2 separate regions of the Homo sapiens genome follow, and region 1 is linked to region 2. Evidence: read pairs that join two places in POLR2A ChIA-PET (ENCODE). Cell type or tissue: GM12878. All regions are shown on one strand. Links, peaks and the distances in the headings refer to the core of each region. The heading gives the core; the rest is flanking DNA.

Region 1 (8,342 bases), core at 320-8,319, 260 kb after region 2:
ACCAGCTACTTGAGAGGATCGCTTGAGCCCAGAAGGTTAGGGATGCAGCAAGCCATGACTGTACCACTGCACTCCAGCCTAGGCAATGGAGCAAGACCCTGTCTCCCTCTCTATATACAGCATTGGATTATAGCCCAAATAATAAAATAAATATTTGTGAGTTTATAATAACATACACAAATGATTGAATAAATTTTAAAATGGGATTAAATGGGCAAATCTCCCTTATAAGAAACAGGGAAAGAGGAAATTACCATTAGAAATCCACAGTAGCTGGTGCTGTGGCAAATATTTGTAATCCCAGCTACTGGGAAGGCTGAAGTGAGAGGATCCCTTAAGCCCATGAGTTCTGGGCTGTAATGTGTTATGCTGATTGGGTGTCTACACTAAGTTTGACATCAATATGGTGACCTTCCAGGAGCAGGGGACCACCAGGTTACCTAAGGAGAGGTGAACTGGCAGAAATAGGAAATTAAGGAAATCAAAATTCCCATGCTAATCAGTAGTGGGACTACAACTGTGAATAGCCAGTGTACTCCAGCCTGAGCAAGAGGAAGACTCTGGCTCTTTAAAAAAAAAAAAAAAAAAAAGAATTGCACAGTAGTAATTGATGCAGGTGAGAGTAAGCAAAACTCATGAGTGACATGCTAAAATTAGTGAGTAAATTTTTTTTTTTTTTTTTTTGAGATGAGTCTCACTCTGTCACCCAGGTTGGAGTGCAGTGGCGTGATCTTGGCTCACTGCAACCTCCACCCCCTGGGTTCAAGCAATTCTCCTGCCTCAGCCTCCCAAGTAGCTGGGATTACAGGTGCCTGCCACTGCGTCCAGCTAATTTTTGTATTTTTAGTAGAGATGGGGTTTCACCATCCTGGCCAGGCTGGTCTTGAACTCCTGAACTCATCATCCACCCGCCTCTGCCTCCCAAAGTATTGGGATTATAGGTGTGAGCCACCGCGCCTGGCTGTGAGTGAAATTTTGAGAAGAAAGAGAATGGTAGAATAACTTCAAAGTATCTCCCAAAGAATATTTCTTAATTACTGTGGTGATTTGAACATAAGCCCACAAATCATTTGGTATACCTCACTGCAGCAGGTAGAGTTTAATTCCCTTTTTTCCCTACATTTTTAAGAGACAGGGTCTTGCTCTGTCACCCAGTCTGGACTACAAAGGTATGATCATAGTTCACTGTAACCTTGAAGCCCTGGGCTCAAGTGAACCTCCCATCTCAGCCTCCAGAGTAGCTGGGACTACAGGTGAGTGCAACCACACCCTGGTAATAATTTTACTTTGTTTGTAGAAACAAGGTCTATGTTAGCCAGGCTGGTCTCGAACTCCTGGCCTCAAGTAATCTTCCTGCTTCGGCCTCCCAAAGTGCTGAGATTACAGGTGTGAGCCACTGCATCCAGCTTCTCTTTCTTTTCAAAGTAGGCTGGAGTTAAGTGAATCACTCCTAATAAACAGACCATGAAAAGGAAAAAATAACCTCACAGAGGAAGAACCTCGTAGACATCCCTCTATTATGGACTCAATGTTTATGTCCCTCCAAAACTATGCTGAGGCCCAATGTGATGGTGTTAGGAGGTGGGGCCTTTGGGAGGTAATCAGGTTTACATTAGGTCATGAAGGCAGGACCACCATGAGAGAAGGAGTGCCCTTATAAAAAGAAGAGAGAGATCTCTCTACGTGCACATACCAAGAAAAGGCCATGTGAGCACACAGTGACAAGGTGGATAGAGGGCCCTCATTAGAATATGACCATGCTGACACTCTCTCAAACTTCCAGCCTCCAGAACTGTTGTGAAAATAAATGTCTGGGCGTAGTGGCACACACCTGTACTCCCAGCAATTTGGGAGGCCGAGGCGGGCAGATTGCTTGGGTCCAGGAGTTCAAGACTAGCTTGGGCAACATGGTGAAATCCCGTCTCTACAAAAAAAAAAAAAAAAGAAAAATTAGCCAGGCATGGTGGCACGTGCCTGTAGTCCCAGCTACTTGGGAGGCTGAGGTGGGAGGATTGCTTGAGCCTGGGAGGTCAAGGCTTCAGTGAACCATGATTGAGCCACTATACTCCAACCCAGGTGACAGTGAGACACTGCCTCAAAGAAGAAAAGAAATGTCTATTGTTTAAGCCTCAGTCAATGATGTTTCAATATAGCAACCTAGCTAAGACAACCCTCTTAACCAAGTGCCCAAGGTTAACATGATCAGTAATAAAACAAGCTGGTATCACGTAAACCCTGAAATGACTCAATAAGAAGCATACTTCACCTGTGTGGTATTCTTACGAAAAATTCATACACACAATCTAATCATGAGAAAGCATCAGCAAACTCAAAGTGAGGAACTGTCTACAAAATACCCAATCAGTACTCTTCAAAAACGAGGAAGTCATTGGAAAAAAAAAAAAAAGACAAGACTAAGAAACTGTCAGACTACAGGCTAATGAGACATGACAACTAAATGCAACATGATATCCTGAATTAAATCCTGAAACAGAAAAAAAGACATTCATGTAAAAACTGGTGAAACATCAGTAAAATTTGCAGTTAATTTTATTTCACCAATGTTAATTTCCTGGTTTTGATAAATGTACCAAAGTTTCGGAAGACAGGCTGGGCACAGTGCCTCATGCCTGTAATCCCAGCACTTTGGGAGGCTGAGGTGGGCAGGTCAGGAGTTCGAGAACAGCCTGACCAACATGGCGAAACCCCATCTCTACTGAAAATACAAAAACGCAAAAATTAGCCAGGCGTGGTGGCAAGTGCCTGTAGTCTCAGCTACTTGGGAGGCTGAGGCAGGAGAATCGCTTGAACCTGGGAGGCTCAAAAAAAAAAAAGTTTCATAAGTTATTGTTAGAGGAAGCTGACTGAAGGGTACTGCACTTTCTGTATATCTTTGCAACACTTCTGTAAGTCTAAAATTATTGCAAAATAAAGTTTTTAATACATCAGTAGAAAAAGGTACTGGAAATGACCTATTAAATTGTATGACACACCAAACGTAGCCAGAGTGATTTTCCTAAAAAGCAGATCTGATATTGTTACTCCCTGGTTTGATGCCTTCTAATGGTTTACCTTGCCATAAAAAAAAAAATTCAAATTATTTAACATGACCAATAAAACATATGTCCATATCCTAATCTCTGAAACTTGTGAATATGTTAGATTACCTGGCAAAGGGGAATTAAGGTTGCACATGGTATTAAGAATGTTAATCAACTGACCTTAAAATAGATTCTTGATTACCCAGGTGAGACCAATATAATCACAAACATCCTTAAGAGCAGAAAAGCAGAGGTAGAAGAGAGTCAGAGGGAGATGTGACTACAGAAGAATTCTCAGACAGATGCAATGTTGCTGGCTTTGAACATGGAGAAAGTGGGCCATGGACCAAGGAATGTGGGCAGCATCCAGAAGCTAGCTGACAAAGGCAAGAAATTAATTCTCCCTTAGATTCTCTAGAAGGGAATGCAGCCCTGTAGATGCCTTGGTTTTAGCTCAGGTGGACTTCTAACCTATAGGTGATAAATTCATGTTGTTTGAAGCCACCAATTTGTGGTCATTTGTTACAGCAGTAAATAGAAAACAATGCAAAGACTCTCCATCATCTGACCTCTGCTTACCACTCCTGCTTTATCACTCACCACCTCTTCATACAATAATTTTCAAGAGGTATGCCTTAATATACTAGTATACTAGTAGTCTTCCACATGCCTCTGCCAACATTTGATCAATAAATAAAATTTAATTTTGCTACACTTAAGATGCTTACTGATATGGTGAAGTCAAATAGAATGCTGAGCTGGTGGGAAAAAAATACTGTTTGCCACAAAAAAGCAAAGAAGCCACAGTACAACATCAACTAAGATTGTATGCTTGAGTTTCACCTCAAGAGGCCCTAAAAGAGGTTCATCAGGGCAGAAGACAGTTTTACTTTAAGCTGTCTTTTAGAGGCTTCTGAAGGGGATCAAGTGAGTATGTGATACCTTTTTTGAAACTTTTTTTTTAATACAAGTGTTCAAAGTGTAATTCCTTTAAGAATGCCACCAAAAATTTTAGCACTAAAGTAGCCATGAGTATGAAAAGGCTGAGAATCACTGTTCTACACACATCCTTATCATGCTAAATTTTTTTCAAGCCATGCTTCTTCACCTCTCAATCTTCAGATAGGCTTTTCCCTGTATATGGAACCTTCCAAAATACCCTCTTCTGCTTCACCTGACCAATTCTTAACTTATTCTTCAGATCTCAGCTCAGCTCTTCTCTAGGAAAACATTCTCTAATCCTACAAGTGAATGCATGCCATTATATAATATTGCTTCCACAGTATTTTGGACCCTTATGACAGAACTTTTCACATGGAACTGTAATTGTCTAATTGTAAATTCTGCAAGTGAAAAAATTCAGTCTAGTTTGCTCTTAGCTCTATCCTATCCCCCAAAGCTTAGTGTAATGGCTGGCTGATGGAAACTATTACTGTATTTTTATAAAATGAAGCCTAGTAAATAATCATCAAGTATTTCTGTATCAGGCACTTATCACAATGTATCAATAAGGAATACTACATGCTACTTAAACACAAAGAACATGAAACTTTAAAAGCTTTCACTATGTAAAATAATTTATACCATAATACAAAAACAGGTCTTTTTTCTGCTTTGGCGTGTTACACTTTTTACCCTGTTCACGTATAAGAAAAGTGTTTTTAACAAAAAGAAATGAAAATCTATCGTATTTCATTATATCTAAGGTGTGTTTTGATACTGCCACTATTTATCTTCACAGGTGTATTAGGTTCCTGCTGCTACTATAACAAAGTACAACAAAGTCAGTGTTTACAACAACACAAATTTATTCTCTTAGAGTTCTGGAGGTCAGAGGTCCAAAATCAGTTTCACTGGGCTACAAAGTGTCAAGGGACAGGGCTGGTTCCCTTTGGACACTCTGAAGAGACAATCCGTTTCCTTGCCTTTTCCAGCTTCTAGTGGCCACTGGTATTCCTTGGCTTGTGGCCCCTTCCATCTCCAAAGCACATCACTCTAACTTCTGCTTCTGTCTTCACATTTCCTTCGCTGCTGGCTCTGACTTGTCCTGTGTCTCTCTAATAAGAACTGCTGTGATTGTATCAGGCCTACCAAGTTCCAGGAAAACCCCATCTCAAGATCCTTAACTTAATCACTGCTGCAAAGGTTTCAGGGATTAGGACATGGACATAGCTGGGGAACCCATTATTCAGCCTACCACATCAGGTATCAATGGCAGATTCTCACACAACTATATTATGATTTCACTTTATGGAAAGCAAGTTTAGAATTCCACTGATTCTAAAATGCACCCCAATTTCAGAGGTAAAAAATGTAAAAAAAAAAAAAAAAAGCATCTTAGAATAAATTAATTTGATTATTGCACTCCCCAAATTGCCCAATACAATGCCTTACATAAGCATCAAATAATCACTGAAAAACTAAAACAGGCTGGGTGCGGTGGCTCACACCTGTGATCCCAGCACTTTGGGAGGCTGAGGCAGGGGGATTGCTTGAGTCCAGGAGTTTGAGACCAGCCCAGGCAACATAGTAAGACTTCATCTCTACAAACATGAAATAAAAAATTACGCAGGTGTGGTGGTTTGTGCCTGTAGTCCCAGTAACTTGGGAGGCTGAGGTGCTAGGCTTGCTTCAGCCCAGGAGATTGAGGCCGCAGTGAGCCAAGATTGCACCACTGCACTCCAGCCTGGGTGACAGAGTGAGACCCTGTCTCAAAAAAATAAATAAAATAAAATAATAAAAATAACAGGCTGGGTGCCGTGGCTCACGCCTGTAATCCCAGCACTTTGGGAGGCTGAGACGGGCGGATCACGAGGTCAGATCGAGACCATCCTGGCTAACACAGTGAAACACCATCTCTACTAAAAATCCAAAAAAAAAAAAAAAAAATTAGCTGGGCGTGGTGGCGGGCGCCTGTTGTCCCAGCTGCTTGGGAGGCTGAGGCAGGAGAATGGTGTGAAGCTGGGAGGCGGAGCTTGCAGTGAGCCGAGATTGCACCACTGCACTCCAGTCTGGGCGACAGAACAAGACTCCGTCTCAAAAAAAAAAAAAAAAAAACAAAGAAAGAAAGAAAAAACTAAAAAAATGGCCAGACGTGCTTGTAATCCCAGCACTTTGGGAGGCTGAGGCAGCAGACTGCTTGAGTCCAGGAGTTCAAGACCAGCCTGGACAACAGAGTGAAACTCCATCTCTACAAAAATTACATAAAATTAGATAGGTGTAGTGGCGCACACCTGTAGTCCCAGCTACTCAAGAGGCTGAGGTGGGAGGATCACCTGACCCCAGGAGATCGAGGTTGCAGTGAGCAGTGATCGCTCCAGCTTGGGTGACAGAGTGAGACCCTGTGTCAAAACAAAAACAAACAAAACAAAAAAATTCAGTTTTTATATAATCTCTGAAAGAATTTTATATTCTTAGCTTCAAGTGAACTATGTCAAATAAAAGAGGGAAACAGATGATTCTGACACATTATCTACTCACTGGTACCAATCTGAATGAAGAAATAAAATATTTTTAACAAATGGTCTATAATATTTTCAATGGAGCTGCTCAGCTGGTCAGCCTGACTGATATATCATGTGCCAGCAAGATACAGCCTATGATTTTCTATAAGCATGTATGCCCTCCTTAGCAGGACTAAATTATCACAAGATCTACCCCCAGGACATATCTGTCTCAGTAGCATAACCTCCTTTCAGACACCAGATTCTCACCAAAGGAAAACTGATTCTCTTGCTTTAAGAAAACCTAACATGAAAATTAAAATTTATAAAACAAATATTTCATGCAAGTCTAGTCCCTGTACCAAAAAAAAAAAAAAAAAAAAATCACAGGATCTCTTTAGGGCATATGAAATACGATTTGGTTTGAAAAATTCTCTACCTGACTTCCCTTTATTCTACTTTCACTTCCCTCTAATTCATTACTAACACCACCAGAGTACTTTTTAACATTCCTTACCACACAATCTTTAATGGCTCTTCTTTGATCCAAATGAAGTCTAAACTTCTTAGGACAATTTCTAGGAACTTCCATTAGCAGCCCCAACATAATTGTAAAAACTATTCTTTTTTTTTTTTTTTTTTGAGATGGAGTTTAGCTCTTGTTGCCCAGGCGATGGCATGATCACGGTTCACTGCAACCTCCACCTCCCGGGTTCCAACAATTCTCCAGCCACAGCCTCCCAAATAGCTGGGATTACATGCACTCGCCACTACACCCAGCTAGTTTTGTATTTTTAGTAGAGATGGGTTTTTACCACGTTGGCCAGGCTGGTCTCGAACTCCTGACCTCAGGTGATCCACCCACCTCAGCCTCCCAAAGTGCTGGGATTACAGGCATGAGCCACCACACCGGGCCCAAACCATTCTTTCATTACTCTCTCTCCCTTGTACCCCTGCACTGCTCAGAGTACGTTTTTTAAATTCCTTACCTTTGATTCATGCATTTTTACCTGACAATTCAAAATGTGTCCATCATTTTAGATATAGCTGAAGTTCTAACTTCCTCCCTTAAGATTCCCTATTACTTTAACCAAAAAGAATTGTTTCCTCTTCAAAACTCTGGGCACCCTTCTCACAGGCCTTATGAAGGAAACACATGTTCAGTGCTGACAGTCCTCTCCTCTTTTACTGAGGGGTACAGAACTCCTGGAGTGCAGAGAACATTCACATTTGTATGCCCAGAGTATCTAGCACAAAATGTTATGTAAAGAGGAGCTACATAAATATTTGCTAGGAATTGTAAATTAAATTTATAGGCCAGGCATGGTGGTTCATGCCTGTAATCCCAGCACTCTGGGAGGCAGAGGTTGGAGGGTCACTTGAGCCTAGGAGTTTGAGACCATCCCAGGCAACACAGTGAGATCTCGTCTCTAAAATAAAAGTTATATATAACTGTTAGGATTACATATGCATTGCATAAAATAAGGTTCAGGTGTTTAAGATCAAAATTGATGGTAAATGAGATAATCGGAGGGACAAAGTTCTTAAAAGAGAGGGAACAGAATTCTGTACCCAAATAATCTGAATTTGTCTCAGATAACACAAGAATAATATGCAGGAAGACTGACAGATTTGGTGGCAGAAGATTAATACTTTATCTTCAGATTGTCAGATTGCTTTCAATTTCTTAGTAAAATAAGTAAGGTCACCATTGGAAAGGGAGGCAGAGAGACAGGATACTGAGAATTTGAGGGAAAAGGGGAGCATGTGACACTGGGAATGGAGCAGGGAAATACCACAGGACTAACTGGTACTGAGAGCTCACTTAAGAGATATTACCATAAATATAAAGTTGGAG
Region 2 (8,342 bases), core at 83-8,082:
TACTTACAAGGACAAGGTTTCCATTTTTCCAGTTGTAAAATTGGAACCATCAGCTGATAACCTCGTAGGGAGCAACCCCAGGATAGCTAAGTGTTATGTAATATGCCTAGAAGGTGATGTGAATGCGATTCAGAAGCATAGCCACTCCCATTTTATGAGCTACTCACATGACAAATGTCATCTTTTGCTATAACCTTTGCCAAGTTAGAGAAAAGATGGATTTAATGAGATAAATGAAAAGATATTTAACCTAATATATCAAGGCACTATTTGCTGTTATGCTTTGTTATTTATTTCCCAGCACTTGTTCCTTATTGTAGATTTTTTAAAGACTGTAACCTTTTACTAACTGTGGTCTTACTAAAATTTGTGCTTGATACTGCTTTTCAAAAAGCCTTTAATTAGAGCCAAAAGGATGGAAAAGGCAAGATATAAATGCCTTTTATAGATCTCTTATTTACATTGAAAATTATTACCATATGTTTAGAGCAAATCCAAGAAAACTTCAACAGCTTCTGAAGATGTCTATGAATGTTGAAAACTTTTCAATCTCTTGGAATGCTCAGTTATGTTCCTAGACCGGTCTTTGCTGACTACTGGTTGTTAACCTTTCCCTAGCCTGGGACCTCAAGCCATATATATCCTTTGGGTGACCCATGGCCAAAGTTATTAAGATGAACTGACTTTCAAAGTCAGAGAAGGACAGCATAGGGAGAGGCGGTTATTTGTAAGTCATTACAGGTAGAACAGGGCAGAAGGAAAAGTATGTTCTGGAGAAAGGGCCATGTTCCTAACTTTGGAGATATGTCATTGCCGGGAACCTAGTATCTTCCAACTTGAATTGGTGGCAGCTGTTCCAGTGAGACAAGGCACATGTATGCCTTGTGGCTAAGTGAGCAAACTGGGTTTCCACTTAAATGTTTGGGACCCTCAATTGATTCTTTATTTCAAACCTTTATAAAAGGTACAGTTTTGTAAGCCATTATTAATAATTAATGCTTATCGGCTGGGCACAGTGGCTCACACCTATAATCCCAGCACTTTGGGAGGCTGAGGCGGTTGGATCACTTGAGGTCAGGAGTTTGAGACCAGCTGGCCAACATGGTGAAACAGCGTCTCTACTAAAAATACAAAAATTTGCCGGGCGTGGTGGCGCATGCTTATAGTCTCAGCTACTCAGGAAGCTGAGGTACGAGAATCACTTGAACCCAGGAGGTGGAGGTTGCAGTGAGCTGAGATTGTGCCACTGCACTGCAGCCTGGGCAACAGAGCAAGACTCTAAAAAAAAAATGGTTTATCAATATTTACTATTGAAATATTTGTCCAGGTAACTTTACACTTACAATGAATTCATGGATTTTGTTAGCAGCATTGGCTTTCTCAAAAGGACAAACTCAATATCGTTATAAAATATAATTCGTGATCACAAATTATACAAAAATCAGTAGAAACAGTTTTTTATGTTCAGATTAAAAAAAAAAACTTGGGATAATTTTAGATTTACAGAAAAGTTGCAAAGATACATGGAGAGCTTCTGTGACCACTCACCCAGTTCCCCCAGTGTTAACCTTTTATTTAACCATGAAGCATTTGTCAGAAGCTAAGTAACCAGCAATGGCAATTACTATTAACGGAACTTTGACTTTATTTTTCAGATTGTACTAGTTTTTTAATTAATGTCATTTTTCTTTTCCAGGATCCAATCTAGGATACCACACTGAATTAGTCGTCATGCCTAATTAGCCTCTGGTCTGTGATAGTTCCACAGTCTTTCTTTTTCATAACCTTGACAGTTTTGAGGAGTACTGGTCAGGTGTTTTGTAGAATATTCCTCAATTTGGGTTTGTCTGATGTTTTCCTCATGGTTAGAGTGGGGTTATAGATTTTTAGGAAGAATACCAGAGGTGAAGGTCCTTCTCACTGCATCATGTCAGGAGTTACATGCTATCAGCTTGATGGTGTATTAACTTTGGACACTTGGTTAAGGTAGTGTGTGTTGGTTTTTTGCTGCTGAAAATTACTGTTATTTTCCCTTTCCATACTTCTGTTCTTTGGAAAACAGTCACTAAGTCCAGTCATGGGAGGTGGTGGGTGGGAAAGATTACATTCAACCCCCTGGAAGTGGGAATATCCATATGTAGTATTTGGAATTTTTCTATATGGAAAATTTGTTTCTCCCTCCCACCCTAATTTGTTTACATCAGTATGGACTCATGTATATTTTGTATTTTGGGTAACACAGTATTTATTTTGTTGCTTAAGTTGTCCAGCTTGGCTATTAGGAGTTCTGCCAGGTTGGCTACTATGTCCCTTTGATGTGCCCATCCTTTTGATTTTTGAGCACTTCTTACTTTCTGGCACTACAAGATGCTCCAGGTTCATCTTGGATATTCCCTGCCCCAACCCTAGAATCCCTAGAATCAACCCCTGCTCCAAAGAGCCCTGGTTCCTTTTGTTGGAGAATCATACTTAGAAACCAAGATCTGGGCATTAGATGTGCTTGTTGCTACTGGGATGTCACTGTTTGTAGCAGAGTTGAGAAATATGTATGTATATTAATCCATGCATATGTACACATCTATAATTATTTATGTGTGTACAAAGCTAAACATGAGTTTGTACTGCCGTCTTCAACTCAAAATTTGTCCCAAAATTTTGTGGCATATGTTTAGATTTTAAAGTTGATATTTTCCCTATTGACAGAATAAACTCATTAAAAGAGCAAAAAAAAAAAAAAAAAAAAAAAGGCAAGAACTAACTGTCAGCAGCTCTTTGCAAGAAATGTAATATTGATACTTTAAAATAATACTGCCTTCAAATGATGCCTGTCTCTTTAAAATCTTTTGACATAGTTCTTCCAGGGACAGATATGGCTGTATTTATTTCATAGATGGAGAAACTGAGCACAGAGCTGTAATGAAGACAGAATTGAGATATAAGGGCAAAAGCTAATTAAACGCATCCTCACAGGTAGCCTTTCTTTCAGTGAACCTGTAGACTAGTCCAGTAATACTTATTAAAATTAGTTGTTAGAGGCTGGGCATGGTGGTTCAAGCCTGTAATCTCAGCACTGTGGGAGGCCAAGGCGGACAGATCACTCAAAGTCAGAAGTTCGAGACCAGCTTGGCCAACATGGCAAAACCCTGTCTCTACTAAAAATACAAAAATTAGTTGGGTGTGGTGGCACATGCCTGTAATCCCAGCCACTCGGGAGGTGAAGGCACAAGAATTGGTTGAACCTGGGAAGCAGAGGTTGCAGTGAGCTGAGATTGCACTGCTGCACTCCAGCATAGGCGTCAGAATAAGACTCTGTCTTGGAAAGAAGAAAAAAAATTGTTAGCCTAAAACCAACTCTCTCTAAATTTAAAAGAGTGATTATTTATCTTAGTATTTATAGAAGTATGAGATTATCAGAAGGTGCGATGCACAATGCTCATTATTTTATCCTAGTACAAGACACGTATAACATCTAACAGTAAAGAAGATGGAATCTTTCTATAAAAACAATTCTGTTATTAATAGTTGACTGACTTCAGTAACTTTGAGGAGTAGAATGAAACTTATTAGGCAAGATCTTTCCACATACACTACATTGTATTGTTCAAAATTCATAGAAATTACTTGCAATATATTGATTTAAGCCTTATGTAGTGACTGTTGCTATATTTGAAGTAGCATTTTTAGTTTGCTGTTTTTCCTCACTGCTTAATCCTACAAAAACCAGCCATCTGCCTAAAAAATAAAAGAGCAAAAATGAATCAGTGCAACCGGTATACGAAAAATAATAATTATTAATAAAACTGTAAAGGGATCACTAGTGTCATCTTTTATATATGTCACAATGATGTTAGACTTTTTGCCTCAGGCTTACTTATTCAGTTTCCATAACATCCTTCAAAAATCTCCTTGTTGACAACTTGACAAACATTTCTCTGTTGGCTTTCAAGTTTTAAGTATAGCAATCAGAATCATCATAGAAATTAATATTTCTATGAATTCTGTAAGAAAAAATATTAAACACCAAAATCAGTGACCAAAATTTTTAAGTTGTAGAATTATCTCTGAACTTAACTTTATTCCCTATATTTCATTCCTATGATAGGTGACAAGCCAAGACCTTCAGTTTTAATAAGTTCCACTTTTATTTATATTTTAAAATAATATATTGCCTTTGAATAATGCCTATCTCCTTAAAATCTTTTGGCACATTTCTTCCAGGGACAGAGATGGCTGTTTATTTCATAAAGGAGACATTGAGCACAGAGAAGCTGTAATGAAGACACGATTGAGATATGAGGGCAAACCAGTTTCAATAAGTCACTTTTATGGAAAACTATTCAGATATAGGAAGAATCAAGTCATCCTGTCAGTTAACTTAGTGTATCTGAATTTTAATGGATTTGCTGTGGGAATATTTTTCTTTGAGAGGGAAGAGAGTGCTTGGTAGGATTCCAGTCTATGTTGGTGGTTCTCAAACATGAGCATGCGTGAGACTCACTGGCAGGCTTGTTAAAACACACTGCTGGACCCCACCCCCAGAGTTTCTGATTCAGTAGGTCTGGGGTAGACAGGAGAATTTGCATTTCTAACAAGTTCTCAGATGATGATACTGCTGGTTCATAGACCACAGCTTGGGAAGTAGTTTAGGTAATCTTCAGTGCTGAAAATAACTAATGTACTGAAAGCTTGCTGTGGGTTCAGTACTTTCATAGGAGTTTGCAATTTACTGTCTCAAAAACTCTGGAATAGATTTGGACCTCATTTTACAACAAAGAGTTTGAAGCTATGAGAGGTTAAGTTGCATTACCTGTCACATATCTAACAGCAAATAAAATGGGGAAGCCGTGAGTAGAACCTGGGCAGCCTGTTTCCCAGTCCCAGGCACTCAGCCATTTTATTGTGGCTAGCTGTTGCTTTAAGAGGCTAAAATTATACATTTGTAATTCTGAAATAAGTACCCAAGAAAATGTTCTGTATTTATGTTTTTAGACAAAATCCTGATCAGTGGTGAATAAGGGGAAAAAAAGGTAGACAAAATATTGTTTTAAAATACTTAACCACATAGACTATAGTAGTAATGTTGAGATAATAAGATACTTATGGAGAAAAAATGACAAATTCCTTCCATCTGCTCTTTTCAGATAAGTAGAACGTCAGCCAACTGGAGTTCCACTCTTGTCGAGGGAATGTTTTCAGGACTCAGAGACCCTGAAAGTGAGGCCAAAGGACTGGAAGTTCTGGTGGTCAGATAACTCATTCAGACTGGATAAAAGCCAGAGTGTAAATGTGAAAACCCTGAATTGTAGTCAATGGCTAAATATTGAGCCACATGCAAGGCAACTGGGGTAGGTAATGAGGAAACCAAAAAATGCCACTGCTGTTTCCAACGAGTACAACAAGATGGTAATAACCAATATTCATTGAGCTCTTCACATGGCAGGCAGTATTCTGAGTCCTTCACAGTCACTTAACCCAATCATCACAACCACCATACAAGGGAAATATGGAAATTCCATGTCTTTGTTGCAGGATAAGTTACTAAGACAGTGATTTCTGAAATATTTTATGCATACAATGAACAGTAAATGGTTTGAGTAAAAACCCTTCTTTGATTTCGTACTCTAATGACATCAAGACTTGAACCACAGGCACATGTAGAAGTTACCAAATTAGATTTTTTCTCTCCCAAATAATAGTATGAGATGAGTTCCTTATACTTATTTCTTAAGTATTCATTATACTTATTTTAATATATTAGAAGTGGTGCCTTAACACATTTTAATTTTTTTCCCACTCTAAGGTTGCTTACTTTTAAAATTACAAGGTCCAGAGGAATTACAAAAGATAAAGCCACCGTTTCATCAAATCTGAAAGCATTGTCAAAGTAAATTTTTTACAATAGCCAACCACCCAAGGAGGAGCTAAATTAAATCCAACATTGAGCACCCCATGGCACCTTGTTGGCACACTGTTTGGCTGCTATTTTTGGGGTAGGACAACATGCTCTCCCCAGGAAACACCATTATCTAGAGACCCTCATCATTCTGTGAATTTCTGCATGGTTCTGTCCCTGAATTAGCTCTACCTATGAAAGCCAGATTTGAAAAATCCAGGAGAAGCCAGGTGTCGTGGCTCATGCCCGTAATCCCAACATTCTGGGAGGCCAAGGTGGGCAGATACCAGGTCGGGAGTTTGATACCAGCCTGACCAACATGGAGAAACCCCATCTCTACTAAAAATACAAAATTAGCCAGGCATGGTAGTGCACGCCTGTAATCCTAGCTACTTGGGAGGCCAAGGCAGGAGAATCGCTTGAACCCGGGCGGCAGAGGTTGCGGTGAGCTGAGATCATGCCATTGCACTCCAGCCTGGGCAACAACAGCTAAACTGTCTCAAAAAAAAAAAAAAAAAATCCAGGAGTTACCTCCAGTTTACTTTGGCCCAAGTTTCATATACAAAGAACATTTAAAATAAGTTACTGCAAGTCCTACAAAGTAACTTGCACTGGGGAAAGGACTACACATGAAACAGGAACATATATGCCACCCCCTATGGGATACCTCAGAGGGATTTCGAGTTTGGTTCCAGACCACCAATAAAAGAGTCACACAAATTTTCTGGTTTCCCAGTGCATATGAAAGTTTTTCATACTAAAGTGTAGTCTGTTAAGTGTGCAATAACATGTCTAAAAAAATAATGTATATACCTTAATTTTAAAATATTGCTAAAAGATGCTAGGGATCATCTGAGCCTTCAGCGAGTTATAAATGTTGGTGTGGGGTATTGTTGAGGGCTGCTGACTGATTAGGGTGGTAGTTGCTGAAGGCTGGGATGACTGGCAATCTCTTAAAATAAGGCAATAAGGAAGTTTGCTTCATTTTTTTGTTTGTTTTGAGATGGAGTCTCGTTCTGTCACTCAGGCTGGAGTGCAGTGGCATGATCTTGGCTCACTGCAACCTCTGCCTCCTGGTTCAAGTGATTCTTGTGCCTCAGCCTCCTGAGTAGCTGGGATTACAGGTGCCTGCCACCGTGCCCGGCTAATTTTTGTTATTTTTAGTAGAGACAGGGTTTTGCCATGTTGGCCAGTCTGGGCTCGAACTCCTGGCCTCCCAAAGTCCTGGGATTACAGGCATGAGCCACTGCACCTGGCCATCCATTGATTGTTCCATTCACTAAAGATTTCCCTGTAGCATGTGATGCTGTTTGGTAGCATTTTATCCACAGACCTTCTTTCAAAATTGGGGTCAATCCCCCCAAACCCTGCCACTGCTTTGTCAACTAATACCCTGAATCCTTTGTTGTCATTTAAACACAATTCACAGCATATTCACCAGGAGTAGATTCTATCTCAATAAACCACTTTCTTTGCTCATCCGTAAAAAGCATCTCCTCATCTATCAAAGTTTTATCATGAGATGGCAACAATGCAGCCACATTTTCAGGCCCCACTTCCAATTCTATTTGTCTTGCTACTTCTGCCACATCTACAGTGACTTCCCTCACTGAAGTCTTGAACCCCTCAACATCAGTGATGAGGATTGGAATTAACTTCTTTCAAACTCCTGTTAATGTGGAGATATATGCATATACCTATGTATAATGTATGTGTGTGTGTATATGTGTGTGTGTATATATATATATATATATATATATATATATATATATATAAAATGGATAGGTATGTTGTCCTGCCTGTAAAATACCACCCAGTGTGCCAATTGAAATATATATAATTTTTAAATATTTATATATGTATTTTATATATATTATATATATATATATATATATATATATATATTTTTTTTTTTTTTTTTTTTTTTTTTTTAAAGAGTGTCTTACTCTGTCACCCAGACTGGAGTGCAGTGGCACAGTCAGCTGACTGCAGCCTCAAACTTGGGCTCAAATAATCCTGCCATCTTAGTGTCCTGAGTTGCTGGGAATACAGGCATGTGCCACCACTCTTGGCTAATTAAAAAAAAAAAAAAATTGTAGAGACAGGGTCTTGCATTGTTGCCTAGGCTGGTCTCAAAACTCCTGGCCTCAAGCAATCCACCTTGGCCTCCCAAAGTGCTGGGTTTACAGGCATGAGCCACTGTGGCTGATACATGTACTTTTAATTTTTCGTTTTTCTTTTTTTCCCCCTCTAGTCTCTAGTTACATACCGTAAGTGGATATTTTGACCTCCCATGAATCACAAATGTTCTTAATGGCATCTCGAATGATGAATCCTTTCCAGAAGATTTTCAATTTACTTTGCTCAGAACTATCAGAGGAATCATGATGACAGCTATAGCCTTATGAAATGTATTTTGTAAATAAGACTTGAAAGTCAAAATTTCTCC

Evidence for each region. ChIA-PET counts read pairs that join two places held together with the same protein. Peaks named below come from ENCODE experiments on the same cell type or tissue, not always from the same donor. Only the 100,000 strongest peaks of a DNase experiment are listed, where the experiment ranks them.
Region 1: POLR2A ChIA-PET joins it to region 2 with 6 read pairs; 11 of 35 experiments call an interaction of 5 or more read pairs at or near these places.

Annotation. Positions count from the first base shown.
Region 1 is chr4:109,442,999-109,451,340 of GRCh38, reverse strand. The region is part of intron 1 of SEC24B (SEC24 homolog B, COPII component); the gene reads right to left. It also overlaps the pseudogene RN7SL55P. Among named protein-coding and RNA genes, the nearest start is that of SEC24B-AS1, 13 kb to the right of the region's middle. In GM12878, for the core only: no CTCF peak of the experiment used is centred there; no DNase peak of the experiment used is centred there; H3K27ac peaks cover 610 bases.
Region 2 is chr4:109,705,458-109,713,799 of GRCh38, reverse strand. PLA2G12A (phospholipase A2 group XIIA) reads left to right here. Exons shown (of 4, transcript NM_030821.5): 4 at 1-3,811. It also overlaps a transcript of CASP6 not described here. Among named protein-coding and RNA genes, the nearest start is that of CASP6, 6.2 kb to the right of the region's middle. In GM12878, for the core only: no CTCF peak of the experiment used is centred there; a DNase peak (open chromatin) is centred at 4,589.